Regions from separate parts of the Homo sapiens genome. Here region 1 is linked to region 2. A link is a loop called in an ENCODE intact Hi-C map of the cell type or tissue named here. Cell type or tissue: endothelial cell of umbilical vein. All regions are shown on one strand. Links, peaks and the distances in the headings refer to the core of each region. The heading gives the core; the rest is flanking DNA.

Region 1 (2,933 bases), core at 238-2,737, 700 kb before region 2:
TAACTGTTTTGTCCACATTGAAAATCTGTTGTTTAGCCACTTTCATTCTTTGTCTTAGCTAGGTCTTGTGGACAACTTACTGCAGCTTCTCCATCAGCACTTGCTGTTTTACTTTGTACTTTTATATTATGGAGACAACTTCTTTCCTTAAACCTCATGAACCAACTTTTGCTAGCTTCCAACTCTTCTTCTGCGGTATTCTCCTCTTTCAGCCTTCATAGAATTGAAGAGAGATAGGGTCTTGCTCTGCATGAGGCTTTGGCTTAAGGGAATGTTCTAGCTGCTTTGATCTTCTATCCAGACCACTCGAACTTTTTCTCTATCAGCAATAAGACTGCTTCACTTTCGTATCATTCACCTGTTTACTGGGGTAGCACTTTTAGTTTCTTTCAAGAACTTTTCCTTTGCATTCACAACTTGGCTGTTTGGCACAAGAGGCCTGGCTTTCAGCCTTTTGACATACCTACCTCACTAAGCTTATTTCTAGCCTTTAACTTGAAGTGAGGGTCACTGCTGGGTGTGGTGATTCATGCCTGTAATCCCGGCATTTTGGAAGGCTGAGGCAGGAGAATCATTTGAGACAAGAAGTTTGAGATCAGCCTGGGCAACAAAGTGAAACCCCATGTCTACAAAAAGTTTAAAAATTAGCCAAGGGTGATAGTGCAAGCCTGTAGTCCTGGCTACTTAGGAGCCTGAGGTAGGAGGATTGCTTGAACTCAGGATTTCGAGGTTACAGTGAGCCATGACTGTACCACTGCACTCCAGTCTGGGCAATAGAGCAAGACTCTGGCTCTATAAAAATAAATTTAAAAATAAAGTAAAAGGCATGTGACTCTTCCTTTCAGCTGAACACTTAGAGGCCATTGCTATTAATTGGTCTAACTTTAATACTGTTGTGTCTCAGAGAACAGGGAGGCCCAAGGAGAGCGAGAGAAGCAGGGAAAAGGCTGGTTGGTAGAGCAGTCAGAACACACACATTTATTGATTAAGTTCACTATCTTATAAGGGCACAGTTCATGGCACCCCTAAACAATTCCAGTAGTAACATTAGAGATCACTGATCACAGATCACCATAACAGATGTAATAATAATTTAGAAATATTGCAAGAATTACACAGAGGCATGGAGTGAGCACATGCTGTTGGAAAACTAGTGCCAATAGACTTGCTTGACACAGGGTTGCCACAAACCTTCAGTTTGTAAAAAACGCAATATCTATGAAGATCAATAAAGCAAAGATCACTAAAATGAGATATGTGTGTAGTCATTTTAAATGTACTTACCATTTTTCCTCCTCTTATCTTTTTGGCTATGTTAATTTAAAAAAAACAAAATACATATAGATCTGAAGTTCATTTGAAATCTCCTTGAAATAACTGCTTTAGTTTTTTATTAATTTGTTTCTTCATGGATATCTCTTCTTCTCTGGATAGTAAGTAGCTTTCCTGTAGTAACCATTAAAGTATAAAAAAAATGAGTAGTAGGGACCAGGACCTGGGTCCAAATCTTAGATTGTAGATCTCACAATTTGTATTTTTATTTTGTTTCCTTTTCCCTTTTTGACACAGAGCCACCTGCTGGCAAGAGGAGGTTAACTTTGAATATATTGTAGCATGCAATTGGGTTCAGGTGCACAGGAAAAGTAGCATTGATGAGGCTGCACCTCAAAATGGCTTATAGATTTTGACTGTTAATGATACTAAAAATGTTAAAATGTACCATGTAGTTGGAGAAGGATTTTTTTTAAGCTGAGCTTTCTCAAAGATCAAATTAAAATGTTGATGAGAAAACCTCATTAAAAGCAAAGAAGTTGAAGAGACAGTGGAGAGGAGGGAGAATCCATTATCTAAGGTTCTTTAAAGGCAAGAATAGGAGAATTCCTGGGCAAAGGTGGAAAACAGGTGAAGACAAGAGAAGGGGATTCTCCACCGATGCACCAGACAAGAATGGGAAGAGATAAGCGGAAGATGGTGAGGTAGTGGGAAGTTGATTTTGATTTTATCTGGGCTAAAAGGGAAAATGGGATAAGAGTCTAAGGCATAAAGTAGAGCACAGAAAATGTAAAACAGTCCAGCAAGTAAGAAAGCAACTTGCTTAGGGAAACACACTAGGATTTTAGGGCCATGTTGAAAGTCCAGTTGAAGTTGACGATAGCAAATTTCCAGTATTATTGAATGGATATGCCCTACTTTGTGATTTTTCTCCAAAATTGGTCTGTTATCCAGGTTAAGATATACAAAAATGAAAGAGTGGAGGTCACACTGCATTAGTTTTTGCTAAACAGGAGAGATAAGACAGTTTATGGCACTGACAAAATTGTTCTTAGAATTATGGGCCATGAACTATAAACTGAATAGGAAGATAATTAAACATAGGGAGAGGATATAGAAATGGGGACTGGACCTTCACTGAAGGATCATCAAGGTAGGAGTAGTTAAAGAATCAATCCAGAAAAATGAGACATTATGGTAAGAGTGCTCAATGTCTAAGCCATTTATTTGGAATATTGATAATTTTGTTCTTTTTCATTAAAAGATCCAGAATTTCATTAAAAGATCCAGACCAGGGGAAGAGATAACTGAGTGTAGAAAAGGCCGTAAAAGATGAGTTTGGTAAGAAAATGAGAAATCAGAGCATCGAAAAGATACTATGGGTATTGAAACCACCCACAATGATGGCAGGAATTAGAGCAGGGGAAAGACTCTGAATCAAGTGCAAAGTTTTTGATGATCAAAGGAAAGTAATCAAATGATAGCAATGACAAAGAAAATTAGCAGGTTATAGAGGTAAAATGGTATAAGCCTTAAGAAATAGGATTCCTTTTCACAAGAGATTGGGTGGGTCATGTTCTGAAAGATGAAATGAGGAGCAGAAAGTTTTCTAATCTTGCATCTAGATAGCAAAGTCTCTGACGTTTGAAAGAATCACATCC
Region 2 (2,933 bases), core at 329-2,828:
CACAGTGTTCCACGTGTAGCTGATTTGTCTTACAAGCAAGATTGTTATTTTATTGAGGACACCGTCAAGTACTCTGGGTCATTGTGTTATGTAAATGGATTTAATGATTATTTGCTAAATGAATCAATGTACCAAGAGATGAAAGAAAATAAGAATATTTTAGTCATCCTTGAACAAACTTTCAGTATGTTTCTTAAGCTGAAAACCTTATATTTTTATAGACTCTTTGCTCACCGTGATTAATCTAGAAAGGAAGGAAAAGTAAAAGGCAGTAAAATGAAGCAAAAGAAAGAGGAATTGAGGAAGAGGAGAGCCAGGAAGGGGAAAAGATAATAGGGGAGAAAAGGAAAGGAAGACAAATAGAAACGGGAGATAAAGGAGTAGGGAAAAGGAAGAGAAAACTGAATAATAGTAAGAGTCAGCAGCACATAAAACAACAATTTATTATTATTGACAATTACTATGTGCAAAGAACCATAGTTGATGCTTTATGTGGATTTCTCCTCCACCCCACTGCAACCAGTGAGTACTGCTACTCTCCACGTCTTCTATAAGGAAGTTAGTTAAGTCACTTGCTAAGCCATTTAAGTAGCTGAGCTCGAGTTTGAACCCATTTGTCTATTTTACCCTACATCGTCATCAAGTCTAGCTCCACTGCTCAGTGACCATACCTGATATTGCTTTGTCATCTGACATTTCACTCCTGCATAGCATGTCCAGAAATTTAGCACCAACATCTTCCCTTATCTTTTATCTGATTTCTGTCTGTTGAAGGAGAAAGATTCCTGTGTAGGTAACATCACAGTTAATATTAGAAAATCTGTTCTTTCCCTACATATGATTTTGCTCTGGTATTTTTTAATAAAAATTGTATTTATATTTTGTTACTTTCCAGAAAAGTTTAGGCATATGTCCCAACTTTTTATTAATTATTTAGTGTATATATATATAATTTTTTTTTCCTAAATTTTTTGCTGCAAAGAGCATAGAAAATGATTTATTTGAAAGTACTTTAGTATAAGGAAAAATGGTTAGGTGATGAAAATGAAACTCAGGCCTTTAGAGTTGAAAAATTTAGACAGTGAATTGAGTTAAATGATTCAAGGTTTAAGTGTTGAAAATAAAAATTAGCGATTAAACTATCTGATGTCACAAAGTTATTTTAAAAATTAATATTGTTTTAAAGCTCTAATCAGAGTTTTATTCCTGTGTGAAATAGACTCTTAAAAAAACTGTGAGTATTTAAACTAGTTTTGGTTAAGAAAGAAAATGGGCATTGATTTGCATTATTTGTTATCATAACGGTACAAATAGCTGTAGGATGGGTCATTCCCAAAGTTGTTGCTAGCCAGTTCAGTACTTTAAAATTTTTCTTCCACTAACCTCTTTACCCTGGACATTTAAAGTGCAAACTTGTGTAATATGAATTTCAATTTCTCTTCTTGCCCCTGCCTGCCCTCTGGTGTAGAAGGTGAAGAACAGTGATGAGAATCAACATTTGGTTAAGTTTTGTGATATTCAAAGAGTTTAAAAATGAAAAAGATAAAGGAAGATAGATTATTAGTAGACCTTGTATGACACAAAATGATTATATGTCACTTTTTAATGAATTTTAAAGTCTCATATCCATTTCTAAGTGCATTACATATTGAATTTAATATTACTTGAATTTTCTCTACTGTTCATACAGATTTTTCTCTCTGCATTTAAATGTGGCAGTGGATTTTGATACCCTTTTGACTATGACATAAAACAGTCCTTTATATCACAAATTAAAAATTTTTTATTTATGATATTTTTGAACTCATAAGAATATTACTAAAACTAAATACAGTTAAAACACACTTTAGGATGTAATGGATTAATTTTGAAGATAAAATTTAATTTTTGTAACATTGTACTCTTGATATGTAATAGTATGAAATTTTTTTTACATTTTACTTTTGTTCTGCATTTTGTTTTTTCTGCAAAAATCACGTATATGAGTATATAATAATATAAAATAATATAGAAATATTTTTAAAATAAGGAACTGATTAAGTTATATACATTAAAGAAGTTATTTTACAGTGTTTATATGAGGCTTCCAGCTCATTATTGTCCACTGTTTTCAATTAAATACTTTAAAGAAATTATAACTCTACCTTATTTCCTACTACAAGAGATTCCATAGAAAACATGTACATAGCTAAAAACATGTATATAACTGCAATATATTTTCCAGAAAAGATATTCAGGATATTCAAGAAAAATAACTTCCTTTTTAGTCCTTGTAATTGAATGGAAGTCACAATATTGCATTCTGATAGTTAGGTAATTTCATGAAATTTGATTGATTTGCCTGAAAAATCTGTAAATCTATTTCTAAAGAAATATTCTTAATATTCTATTTTTGTATTATTCCTTATAAGAATCATAAGGAATATAATTTAGTCGTGATTCAGTAACACACAAACATCCTGTGAAAATAATTCTATTGTTTATTTGCACGCCAAAAATCCAACGATCCTCTGAAAAATGAGAACCAATTTTAGAGTGGCTTCCAAAAGCCTTACTTTTTATTATCATGATAATTTAGTTAGTAAACTAAACTATATATATAACTATATAATTATATAGAGGCATATATAACTATATATAGTTATATATAACTATATATAGTTATATATAACTATGTATAGTTATATATAACTATATATCTATATATAGAATATATAAATATAAATATATTTATATTTATATATAAATATATAGGTATATAAATATATAACTATAGTTATATATATATTTAATTTAAACATATATATTCAATTAAATTTAAATATATATTAAATCAAATTAAATATATGTAACTAAAGTTATATAACTTTATTATATATAGTTATATAGTTTAATATATAGTATATGATATAAATTGTATATTATATATAGTT

What was found. Peaks named below come from ENCODE experiments on the same cell type or tissue, not always from the same donor. Only the 100,000 strongest peaks of a DNase experiment are listed, where the experiment ranks them.
Region 1: it touches region 2 in a loop (3.0-fold over the local background); 6 of 110 quality-filtered maps call a loop at or near these places.

The regions. Positions count from the first base shown.
Region 1 is chr4:94,389,428-94,392,360 of GRCh38, forward strand. No RefSeq gene overlaps it. Among named protein-coding and RNA genes, the nearest start is that of HPGDS, 48 kb to the left of the region's middle. In endothelial cell of umbilical vein, for the core only: a CTCF peak has its summit at 1,568 (motif pointing left); no DNase peak of the experiment used is centred there.
Region 2 is chr4:95,094,094-95,097,026 of GRCh38, forward strand. All of the region lies in intron 3 of BMPR1B (bone morphogenetic protein receptor type 1B), which reads left to right. Among named protein-coding and RNA genes, the nearest start is that of BMPR1B, 340 kb to the left of the region's middle. In endothelial cell of umbilical vein, for the core only: a CTCF peak has its summit at 1,474 (motif pointing left); a DNase peak (open chromatin) is centred at 1,438.